Regions from separate parts of the Homo sapiens genome. Here region 1 is linked to region 2. The links are chromatin contacts, found by Hi-C or POLR2A ChIA-PET in ENCODE. All regions are on one chromosome and are shown on one strand. The core of a region is the stretch at or near the end of the contact, and the rest is flanking DNA. Distances in the headings are between cores, read along the strand shown.

Region 1 (6,415 bases), core at 3,718-6,217, 45 kb after region 2:
AAGACCAGCCTGGCCAACAAGGTGAAACCATGTCTCCATTAAAAAAATACAAAAATTACCTGGGTGTGGTGGTGCATGCCTGTAATTCCAGCTACTCAGGAGGCTGAGGCTGGAGAATCGCTTGAACCCAGGAGACAGAGGTTACAGTGAGCCGAGATAACGCCATTGAACTCCAGCCTGGGGGACAGAGCAGGAATCCATCTCAAAATAATAATAATAATACAAAAATAATACATGTTCATTGCAGACAATTTGAGAAAGAGAAGCATAAAGAGAAAATAATCTAAAATCTCACTGTAAGATAATGAACATTTCCTTCCAATCTCTTAAAAACGCAGTTACATATTACATGTATATTTTGTTCTGTGTTCTTTTATGTGATGGTCAGTCAGATGTGGCCACAAGAGGACACAGGAGAGGCTCAGGAAAAAAACAGTTTATTGTATTCACAGATTCTGGAAACAGGAAGTGTGGCACTCCTGCAGGGTCACATGGGGAAGCCACATGGGATGATCAAGGGGCAGAAAGCAGGGGCAAGGGGAAAGTCTAGGCCAGAGGTTACAGGGGTTTCCTGGGAAGGGCAGGCTGAACTGTTTAGAACTGGCTAGTTTGAATAATTTTGGTGGGCTCTAAACTATAGGAGTGGTCCCTGGTTGCCCAGTACCTGGCCCTGGGGTGACTAAAGCCAAGGAATACTGTCTCCTGGGAAGTATAGGCCAGATGAAGGAGGTGTGGCTCTGGAGTGGCTAGTTGGCATATCAAAGACATGCTCCCAGCTGAGTCCTTTGCTTTCCCTAAGAATTGGCTAGCCCCAGAGAGTAGCCTGTCTCCAGCCCAGAAGGATTTTTTGTTTGAATCTCCTCTGTTGTTTTTTTTTAATAGGACAAGAACTTGTTTATTTTATTTATTTATTTATTTTTGCCAAATAAAGCAATTGGACAGCGTTCCTTCCTCTTTTCTTTTTTAAAAAAAAAATTCCATAGGTTTTTGGGGAACCGGTGGTATTTGGTTACTTGTTTTGTTGTTGTTGTTGTTTTTTTTTTTTTTTTTTTTTTTTTGAGACAGAGTCTCACTCTGTCGCCCAGGCTGGAGTGCAGTGGCGCGATCTCGGCTCACTGCAACCTCCGCCTTCTGGGTTTGAGCGATTCTCCTGCCTCAGTCTCCCAAGCAGCTGGGATTACAGGCACACGTCACCACGCCCGGCTTATTTTTGTATTTTTATTAGAGACGGGGTTTCCCCATGTTGGCCAGGCTGGTCTCGAACTCCTGACCTCAGGTGATCCATCCGCCTCGGTCCCCCAAAGTGCTGGGATTACAAGCGTGAGCCACCTCGCCCAGTTGAGTAAGTTCTTAAGTGATGATTTGTGAGATTTTGGTGCACTCATCACTCAAGCAGTATACATTATACCCAATTTGTAGCCTTTTATCCCTCACCCTTCCCACCCTTTCCCCCGGAGTCCCCACAGTCCATTGTATCATTCTTATGGGTTTTTAAGAAGTCAAAACATCACGATATACAGACAATAAAATGTATACAAGATATATTTTATTGTATATATATATATATATATATATATTTTTTTTTTTTTTTTTTTTTTTTTTAATGCATATTTCATTCTTCTGAGCCCCATCCCGAGTCTTCCACTTCAAAGTCAGTGTGGGCCCTTTGGGAGTCCCTTCTTATTTCTGTCCCCAGAGCATGTCTCAAGCCACCTTAGGGGAAGAGGGATGTCCCTCCGTGTTCAGGTGAGGGGCTGCTGTCGTTCAGTGAATGTAGGACGGGAGGCCAGCCTCCCCACCGGCCCTTTTGCTGAAGCAGGCATACACGGCGCCCCCAAAGAGGATGGAAAGTCCTTTAATCAATCCCCCAGGGGCTGTCAGGAAGCTGAATCGGGGAGGTGGCAGGAGCTGATCAGCCGTGTCCCTGACTTACTGAACTTGTACCGCACTGCTCTCTCCTTCTGTACTATGGCCCTGAGGTGCCCAGGCCCCACAGCTGACTCAATTAATCTGAAGTGGGGTGGAGCCATCTATGTTTCTTTTAGGGATTCAGGTGACTCTAATGTGCGAGTGTGAAACACTGGCTAAGCCCTCAGCGCTGTGCTAGGCAGCCCTCGCTTATACCCTACTTATTCCCACTTCTGCCTTCTCCCCTTAGTGTCCCCAACCTCTTCCTTTCCCTTGGGCACACTACCACTCGCTCCTGCAGAAATAGCTCACGACGACGTGCTCCTCAATTCCACGACCTGTGGATTCTCCGTGGCCACTGGCCTCGCAGTTTCTGTTGACGCCATCAGGGGCAGCAGCGAGCGCGGTCTCAGTGAAGGAGGCCTCTAGCTTGCGGCGGGGAGTTGAGCTGGAAAGGGTCTGGATAAGGGTGAGCTCTGATGCTGTTTTCTCCAAAATAGGGTCTGAAAGTATATACCTGAGCTTTGTGAGGATTCACTTATTCCTCCCTGAGTTGTATCACAGTTTCTCTGTTTTGACTTAGGAAAACTGATAAACCTATGTGACTTTCTTTGCTTCTCTCAAATACCTGGGTGGGAGATGGTGGAGGACAGTCCACAGCAAACTCAAGTGAATCCATTACTTTTCATTCTCACCAAAGGTCTGGAGCTGTATCTGGTCTCTGGTTTTGGCCTATAGACACTGCCCTTTTGATCTGAGGGTGAAAAGGGGATTCAATCTAAGAGTATTTCATTTCCTAAACAATCTGGAAGAGATGTATTAGTTTAAAAATCACTCATTGTTTGAGCAAACACTTTCCACATATATTCTATGCATTCTCTCTTTCTCTGCATATGCCATGCCTTCTTTCACTTCCATTATATTGGGAAAATTTCCCCCATGTCATTAAATGTTTTTGGAAAAGATGATTGTGCATGATGATACCTATTTTGCAAATTTTATGTACCATAGTTTTTTAACCATTTCTCTGTTGCCGGACATTTAGTTTGTTTATGATTTTCACTCTTATCAACAACTGATATAAATTTTCTCATATATAAATCTTTGGCCCTCTCACATATCATTTACCATGAACATTGGGAGTACCGTATTTTATCCTTTTGGAGTCCTCTCGGTGTTAAGAACAGAAGTGGTTTCACACGTGGCACTTAATTAACGCTTGTTAACTTCACTCATGGCCTAGATCAACTTGCATTGGCGCCCTATAAAACCTGTCTCTTTAATATTAAGCCATATGAAATCACAAGAGTATGCCAAATCCAATTAGCATCTATCACGACCTATCCACTCTATAAACAGGCATTTCATGTTTCTGTTACATTCAACTTCTGAAATGCTATAAGCAGAATCTATTAAGGCAAACAATGAAAACACAAGTAATAATTTCTTAAAAAACACTTTGCAATGCCTGCATCATACATATTAATTTATAGCTGCAGCAACAGAATCTCATATTCAGATGGTGTCCTTTCAAAAGGAACTGTGTAACAAATCCCAGGCAGTACTTAGCTTAACTTACCTTCCTGGTGATTTATATGATGCACATCATTGTGTGCATAAAGTCCAAATTTCATGACACAGACACATACAATTACATGGATGACAGTAATATGCCAATGAATGATATAAACATCAACTGTTAATTCACTAAGAGAAATAGAAAGTCAAGGCAAAAGAGACTACGTCCCAAAACTACCTGACTACTGCCTTTAGGCAAAAGATCTTTTGGAAATCAGCTTTTAAAGACTTTAGTTTTACCACTGCCCTGAAGCAGGCTGAACCTAAAATGGGACTTTACTATCTGCCCAACCCTGGGCCCAGAGTTACTCATGGAATACAGGTGACTTCACCAAGATTCAGGTGAATCCATTACTTCTTATTCCCACAAAACGTCTAGAGCTGAGTCTAGTCTCTGGTTTTGGCCTATTGACACTGACATTTTGATCTGAGGGTGAAAAGGGATTCAACCTAAGAGTATTTCATGTCTTAATCTAGAAGAGAGGTATTAGTTTAAAAGTCATTCATTGAGGAAACACTTTCCACATATTTTCCATGCATTCATTCTCTGTGTGTGTGTGTGTGTGGTGTGTGTGTGTGTAGACTACCTTTTAGGATTTTACTCTATGTTATATAACTTTACTTTGCAACTTTTACTTTCCCGAAAGTGCCTGGATAAGTAATGTGTAAAGTGTAAGGCAAAGTTGTTTCTGTTCTATCTTGAGCAGTTCATAAAATAACCTTCAGGTCACCTTCCCTGTGATCTGCAGATTGGCTTGGTGCGTACTCTAGAGGTGCCAATCATTCTTTCTCCGCTTACTCCTCTCTGTGAGAGGACTCACGGCACTGGAAGAGGCAGTCCAATCACCATGTGATATCTGCTCCTTAACTTGGCCACAGCAGATCAGAAGCCAGAGCCAAAGATGAGTCATTAGATTTTCTGCCAGGAGGAGTTGGAATTGTGACTTAGTGACTGAGTCTGTTAGCTGCATGGGTTTCTCTTTCTTCTGTTTCTCAAATAGCCTCAAGCCCTTCAGCCTCCTGGGTGATGTCTTCCTTGAATATCCGAATAAAATGTCTTAAGTCCTGCAGTGGAGACAAATGCTATGTGTTAAACTCAATTTCATTTCTTCTTCCTCTTCCTGGGCACACAGGAAGACCACATTTCTGAGCTTCCCTTGCAGTTAAGTTGTGCCATGGCTGTCGGGTGCTAAGCAGAGAGGCAATGGCCAGGAAGAAGAGGCAGGAGTCTCTTCTTGTGCAAGAGTTGACAATTAAAGAGGAGAAGAGTAGAATGGTGTTGGTAAGGTCAGATGGAGGCTTTCCCTTCCAAGGAAGTCTTGTGCATATGATGGAGCAGAGAAGTGGGCCACTGGTGCTAAAGAGAGGAAATGTGGTAGAAATGGATGGGTTGAAGGGTGAGCTTGAAACAATATGGGCATGTCAAGGCAGGGACAAGGAGTTACTGAGGAAGCTTATCCAGAGGCCTCAGCCTTCTCCCTGGAGTCAGAACCACCTGCTGAGGGCAGTGGAGGAGAAAGAGTGGGAAGAGAGAAGCTCTGAAACTGCCCTCTGGGCAAGTTCGTGGAGCTGGACAGCATGGATTTGTAGTAAGCCAGACATGAATGGTTTTGTGCCAAACCCGCGGAATTTGGTGTGTGATCTGGGAGAAGGACCAGAGAAGGCTGTCTGTGGGAATTACCAGAAGTCAGAAGCCTATGTTAGCATAACATTATCACTTGCCTAAAGAACAGATGATAGGGAGAAAAATGTTATTCTTCTAGGCCCATATTTATTCACTATTTCTTCCTACTAATAATACCCCAGTGTCTTTAAGTACTAAAACGTTCCATTTCTACAGAATGTTTTCTCTCATCTGTAAGAATAAAAAGGATGTTCATTTTTTTAAAACATTAGGTACTCATTACTAAACAGGACAAAAATCAATCTTTTTTTATTTTTTAAGACCCAAAACAATAGTTAACTACTATTTGAGCTGGGGATCTATTGTCTAGAAAAGTAATAATTATTAAGTAATTCAAAAAATAAATATAAAAGTAACAGGTTCATTTTTGAAAATTTGTTCAGCACAAAAGAGTTTTAAAAAGAAAAAAAATCCATAATCACATCATCCAGAGCAAAACATTTAAAATATTTTGGTGTCTTAAAAAATTAGTGTCATTCCAGATAAAGTTTTGTACTCAGTATTTTTCACACATTATTTTATAAATATTTTCCTAACTCATCAAATGAGCTTTAAAATATAAATTTGCTGACTATAATATATAGTACCAATTTTTTTGAAGTTTATGCCTGTTTTGTTTGTTTATTTTTTGAGACAGGATCTTGCTCTGTTGCGCAGGCTGGATGGAGTGCAGTGGTGCAATCATATCTCATTATAACATCAAATTCCTAGGCTCAAGTGATCTTCCTGCCTCAGCCTCCCAAGTAGCAGGGACTACAGGTGCATGCCACCATGCATGGCTAAATTTTTTTTTTAGGGATGGGGTCTCGCTGTGTTGCCCAGGCTGGTCTTGAATGCCTGGACTCAAGAGATCCTCTCACTTGGCCTCCCAAAGTGTTGGGATTACAGGCATGGGCCACCAGTCCCAGCTTAAGTCTGTTTTCAAATGAAAAATGTAAAGCTGAAAATTGCTGCAATGTATATTGTGATTATTACCTTAGGACCGATTTCTACAATGGTATGTCAATAGGGCAAAGAATATATTTTTCCTTAAAAATAAATTTTCTTTAAAAATAAAAGTTCTAAATGATTTTTTGAGATACACATACATCATTCAAAAATGAAAATGATCTATAAAGTATACACTGACCAGTCTTGTCCTCATCCCTATTCCCTTTCAGCTTATTATGCCTTGTCCTCTATAGGTAACCGTTTTTCTCAGTTTCCTGATTTTTCTTCCAGTGTTTCTTGCCCAAATGTTTATTT
Region 2 (6,237 bases), core at 1,862-4,361:
TATAGAATACTTTTGTCTAGTACTGTGAAAAATGTCAGTGGTAGTTTAATAGGAATAGCATTGAATATATAAATTGCTTTAGGCAGTAGGGCCATTTTAATGATATTGATTCTTCCTATCCATGAGCATGGAATATTTTTCCATTTGTTTGTGTCATCTCTGATTTTTTTGTGCAGTGGCTTATAGTTCTCATCATAGAGATCTTTCACCTCCCTGGTTAGCTGTATCCCTAGGTATTTTATTCTTTTTGTGGCCATTGTGAATGGGAGTTCATTCCTGATTTGGCTCTTGACTTGACTATTGTTGGTGTATGAGAGTGCTAGTGATTTTTGTACACTGATTTTGTATCCTGAGACTTTGCTGAAGTTGTTTATCAGCTTAAGAAGCTTTTGGGCTCAGACAACAGGGTTTTCTAGATGTAGGATCATCTCATCTGCAAACAGGGGTAGTTTGACTTCCTTTCTTCCTACTCAAATGTCCTTTATCTCCTTCTCTTGCCTGATCACCCTGGCCAGAAATTCCAATACTATGTTTAATAGGAGTGGTGAGAGAGGTCATCCTTGTCTTGTGCTGGTTTTCAAGGGGAATGCTTCCAGCTTTTGCCCGTTTAGTATGATGTTGGCTCTGGGTTTGAATTCTGACTTCTCTTGAGAAATTGAAACATCTCGAAAGACCAGGTCCTCAATTCCCTAATGACGGTATCAGTGAGATCTATGTGGCATCAGCCACCTTCAGTGGCCCAGTGGACGCTGACTGGGTTCATTCCCATTCAAGGTGCCGAGGCCATTCATTTCTATTTCCTGATGGTTCTGGAGAGCCTTTGAGTTTGTGACTCTAACCCAGGTCACCCAATATAAACCCTGCCTACAAAAGAAGTACTTTAACTACACTAGGGTGAAACAACCCTTTCTCATTGCTCAGCAAATCCTGGGCTTTCCTTTCTGCTCATTTTTTTCTGCCTATAAAGATCCCAAGGTTAAAATGGAGCTCAGAACTATCACCCACCTGTGCCAGTGTCAGCTGAGGCTGGCTTGGGGGCTGATCCAGAGGCCAACACCAGGCCCTCCATCACTATCACCCAGAGCCTCCTACCTCACCTTCAGGGCTCAAAATGCTTTCCAGCCACGGTGCATTTTCCTTCTTCCTTTTGCCTTGGAAAGGAAGGCAAAGCTTCTGCAGAGATTCAGTTGTTGTTCCTTGCAGTCAAACAGGTGCTTCCCTAGTGACAAGTTACAATCCAGAGAAACCAATTTCCCTGACAACGTTAATGTCAGTTAACATGAAGCCACTTCTTTCCTAAACCCTTTACGTTTTGTACCAGGTCCAGACCAGATCGTTTCTTTAAAGGCCCAATATTTTTCTCCTTTCTTTTCTAAACCTAAGAGGTTTTGAGCATTATGTAATTCTTAGTGCTTCCCCTAAAATGCACCCAAAGATGTCTGAGACCTGTGACCTTCTAGACCTTTGACCCCTGGCTCTACTGAATGAAAAGTCCCCTATCTTAAACCTGAGGACCAGGAAGGTGAAACTGGCCCAAGATCATATGCCGGTCACCACTCCAGTCCAGTTCTTTGCTTTAGCTTATAGCTCCTGGCATTGGAGCCCCTGAAATAGTGGAGTCCCACCCGGGCAGCCTCAGATTTCCAGGAGCAATTAAATATAACAGATCTCTGGGGTGGGACTCAGTCCTCAGTGTTTAAAGCTCTCCTATGATCCCAGTGAGCTGCTAGGGTTGAGACCCACGCCTCCAGCGGCTGCCCGGGAGCCGATAACTCCCGGGTGGGTCTCCAGACCCCAGGAGGCTGCACCATGCAGGGTCTCAGACCACAGTCTGCCTGGACTCGAACCCCAGACCCGGTTCCTAGCTCCCTGAGCTTGAGCAAGTTAATTATTCTCCCTGTGCCTGTTTCCTTATCCACAAGTTGAAAATACTAATGATACCTACCTCATAGAGTGTGAAGATCAACAGTAGCTGGTACATAGTAAGTGCTCAATATATGGTAGCTAGTATAAATATGTGACCCTTTTTTTGCTGTGGATGTGGTGTCTTCGGTGATTCCTCATGACTAGCCCTTTTCATGAGAGTTTAGTAATTCCTCTGCCAGAAAGAAACGTCATATAATCAGAGCAAATCAGCTCATCAGGTGCTCCTCCCCCTCCCCCAATTCTGAAACAGAAAGATGATGGCAGCACAACTGACATGCTGAGAGGGGTTTTGCATTCAGATTTTTAAGTGGAGAAACTGAGGCTAGACCCAAGCTAACAGTTGTTAAAGGCAGATTCAGAAAACCCTCAGTCACTTAATGCTTCCAAATGTACCTGTTTCTCTGGGTCTATTTGCCTGCATGTCCCCCGACTCTGCCCACCCCGAGACAGTCAAAGGGGGCGACCTCTCTTCCTCCTGTTTGGGTTCTTGTGTCTGAGGGAAATTGCAAACGCTGCAGTAATGTTTTAATTTAAGGGAAACCAGCTCTTCCTTTTAAGATGAAACGTAGTAAAATTTTAAAGACTTTTTCAAACAGTCCCTAAATTTGTTACTTAAACTAATTATGGTTGCCTTTTATAAATGTCCAAATTAAAAATAGACATCTAAACGAGAATGCAGGACACAGCCCAGAGCCCGGAGCCATGTTCACGGTTTCCTAGAATCAGCCCTCCTCTGACCTAATTTATACTTTTGAGAGATCAAAGCGAGATGAAGGGAGTTGGAGGCTGGGGCTGGGGGTGGATCTAGGAGTCTGTCGGCAGCAGATGGCGAACCTGGGTTCTGTGTTTTGTAATTAAGTATAGCTGTGAATTGGTGAAAGACATTAGATTACAGTCATTTCCAAATAGTATAAAGCTGTGGTTCTCAAAGTTTGGTTCCTAGTCCAGCGGCATCAGCATCTCCTGGTGTTATAGGGGTCGAATTGTGTCCCTCCCAAATTCATACGTTGAATTCTCAACACCCAGGACTTCCAGAGGTGACTGTATTTGGAGAAAGGACTGTTAAATGGGGGATTGAGGGAAAATGAGGACTTTTGAGTGGGGCCCTGATCCAGTCTGACTGGTGTCCTTATTAGAGGCAGAGACACCTGGAGCGCATGCCCGGTGGGGGCTGGAGGGGGGAGGGGGGAGATTAAGAGGAAGAGACACCTGGGGAGTGGAGTCGGGGGAGAGATGGCCGTGTGAGAAGGCAGCAAGCAAGGCACATCTACAGGCCAAAGAGAGAAGCCTCAGGGAACACCAGCCCCACCCGGCACCTTAGTCTTTAAATCCCAGCCTCCAGAACTGTGAAAAAATAAATCTCTGTCGTTTAAGCCACCTGGTCTGTGGTATTTATTATGGCGGCCCAAACACTTTGGGGGCTTGCTAGAAATGCAGGTTCTCAGGCCTGTCAGACCTGCTGAGTCAGAAATTCTGGGAGGAGAACCCAGCAAGCTGTGTTCTCACAAGCCCTCCAGGTAATAACGTTCATGTAGGCTCAAGTTTGAGAACCACTGGCATGAAGTATGATTAGTACTCAGGGGTAGCCAGCCCAGGAGAGAATGACGCATGGTTGGAGTAGGGACTGGTCGGCTAAATATAAACTTTCTTTTAGTAGGCTCTGCAGCCTCTGGAAGAGTCCCAACGGGTTCCTTAAATGGGATGTGGTATGTGTGAAAGTGTTCCATACATGAGGAAGCTTTCTGTTGACCTTAGGTGGAAGTGAATCGTGGCATTATTCAGTCAGCTGAAGAAAGCAACCCTCCAAATACCCCAACACAGGCAAACTGAATCCAAGAATCTCCCTCCTGCACTGAATTTTCCGAGTCCTTTGAAATCTTGTGCATGTTCCTCTCCAAACAACTGGAATGTTTCTCTTTTCTGATAACTAGAGCAAGAAGATTTAATCATATTTCCCCTTTTGTCCTTGCTGCTAGGAAGCCCACAGCCAATTGAGATTCTAAATCCCAGCCCTCATAGAATATTTTTTTTCTATTTTTATTTCATACTGCACATATGTCCTTTGTTATGGTCTCTTCAAAACCTTTTGAGAAAGCAAACAAGAAGAGGGGAGAGAAAGGGAATGTAAGAAGAAAGACATTGATCTCACAGCTCAGATAATTGTCAGATCAACAAGTCCTTTCTTTGTAAAATTGATCAAACTTGGTTGGAAAATTTGGGCATTCTCTTTTACTATGAGGGAACGGGTTTTTCTTCATTAATGAGTGAGTCTTCTTCACTCTCTTGTCTTCCTGATGTCCCCAGAGCTGTTGGTCCCATCAGTAGTTCCGGAACTGTGCTCAGGGAACGTGTTAGTTGCTGAGGGGTTATGACAGTTACAAAAGCTCTTCTGAGCCCTGGTGGAGCCAGGCTGTCATCAGAAATCTCTCCTGCCCCATTTTGACATGGTGGCAAAGAATTCCTCTCTTCCGTCTGGCCTGTCCAGGGCTGTCCTTACTCCAGGTTTCATAAACCAAGGTTCAAGAAGTCCACAGATAGAACCCCCAGGAGTCTAGAGTTCCATAGAAGAACTTTATTGATTGAGTGTTTTTATTTTGGTGATAATCTTTTGAAAAATGATTATCCATTTCTGGATCATCAGGTCTGCCCCGGATAACCTAGTTCTGCCATATGAAGTCGTGGTGCCTGTGTTCATTGATGTTCTTGGTGGTTCCGTGTAGCTCCATTTTTATTGTCTTGGGCTAATTGGAAATGAGCAGAAAAGGAAAATATATACATGATGAGCTTTTACCAAGTAAAGGTCAAATGAGATTCCAGCGTGCCGAGTTTCACAGTAACTAGGAATGAGGAAGTGGTAAGGAAACCGAGTCCTCATGCAGCACAGAAAGGGAAGCTCTACTCCAAACACCCTGACCCACAGCAGTGAGCAAGCATCTGCGTGGTTTCAGGCAGGGCTTTAGTTCCAGTAAAACATCACCCCTCATGTTAATGTTGTGCATTTGAATGTTTATGTTTGTTTTGAACTTGTAGTTGTGTACCTGGTTTTATATTTCTGCACTTTTTTTTTTTTTTTTTTTTTTTTTTTTGTTGAGACTGAGTCTCGCTCTGTCACCCAGGCCGGAGTGCAATGGTGCAATCTTGGCTCACTGCAACCTCTGCCTCCCGGGTTCAAGTGATTTTCCCCTGCCTCAGCCTCCCCAGTAGCTGGGAGTACAGGTGTCTGCCACCATGCCCGGCTAATTTTTGCATTTTTAGTAGAGACAGGGTTTCACCATGTTGGCCAGGCTGGTCTCGAACTCCTGACCTCAGGTGATCCACTCGCCTCAGCCTCCCTAAATGTTGGGATTACAGATGTGAGCCACCGTGCCTGGCTTGTGCACATTTTAGTACCATTTTATTTTTAATAATTTAAATCAACACTAGTCTGAAAATATTTTTATTTTTTGAGACAAGGTGCTTACTGTCACCTGAAATTATTTTAAAATTAAAAAATTATAAAAACCAATTAAAATGTATTTTTAAAAACATTAATAGTAGAGGCCCAGGTGAATTTCTCTCTTGGATTTGAGAAGCATTCTCTTGACCCCTACCCCAGAGTCTTCCTGAGGGGAAACTGTGTGTGCCTTGTTGTGGCAGGTGCACCATTTGCCCCTTAAACTGCTGTGGAGAAGAAGGAAATGGAGGGGAAAGAAACCTCAAATACCAGGTTTAAAAGCCCCACTGAGTTATTTTCCGCCTCTGCAACTGAATGTAAAATGATATGCTGGTGTCATTTCCATTTTTCCTGCCTTTGTGGTCCTGAATGCAGTATTAACTGGCATGCTACCTCCCTGGGGATTCAGGTGGCCAGAAAATTGTCTCCAGCTCAAAAGAGGTTGGGAGGGTGATGAGGGGGAGATCCCCTTATTTCTCTGCTCATCTTAGTAACTTATTGCCTTCAGAATTGTCCTTAGTGATTCAAATGGCAGAATTGATGGGCCCTGTTTCCTTCCTAGTCCTTTCATTTCCTTTAAACACAGGTTTGGTTTTGTTTAATGGCATTGTTCAATAGCCCAAGAGGCCCATGAATGCTTCTCTTAGGGTGATGAATACATCGGCTAAGAAGTCATGAATTGCAAAGGTCAGAGTTTTCCTATTCAAAATAATTATTAATTGAATCCAGTGACCTAGGGCTGACCTGCAACAAAATTACAGAGCTGGTGAAATTTGTCTTTGAGATTCCTATCCAGGCGTTCTTTTTCAGATTTCTTTTTTCTTCTTTGATAAAAGAATGCCTACGTATTAACTACCTGTTTTGTGCCATACCTTGTC

The links. A loop is a pair of places that touch in the nucleus more often than their neighbours do. ChIA-PET counts read pairs that join two places held with the same protein, here RNA polymerase II (POLR2A). Pooled maps may share reads with other maps.
Region 1: a map of aorta shows a loop between it and region 2 (2.6-fold over the local background). The contact joins two enhancer-like sites. A Hi-C loop is called at or near these places in 2 of 168 maps with a recorded cell type or tissue (B cell and aorta), 5 of 37 single-sample maps with no recorded cell type and 9 of 50 pooled maps. POLR2A ChIA-PET finds 5 or more read pairs at or near these places in 1 of 52 experiments (activated T-cell).

Annotation. Positions count from the first base shown.
Region 1 is chr12:104,788,429-104,794,843 of GRCh38, forward strand. No RefSeq gene overlaps it. Among named protein-coding and RNA genes, the nearest start is that of SLC41A2, 170 kb to the right of the region's middle. Within about 2 kb of position 4,968, at least 3 of the 41 ENCODE cell types and tissues checked have a DNase peak (open chromatin) inside an H3K27ac peak, as active enhancers do.
Region 2 is chr12:104,745,445-104,751,681 of GRCh38, forward strand. The region is part of intron 2 of CHST11 (carbohydrate sulfotransferase 11); the gene reads left to right. Among named protein-coding and RNA genes, the nearest start is that of MIR3922, 160 kb to the left of the region's middle. RefSeq lists enhancers at 5,618-6,195, 6,185-6,234. Within about 2 kb of position 3,112, at least 5 of the 41 ENCODE cell types and tissues checked have a DNase peak (open chromatin) inside an H3K27ac peak, as active enhancers do.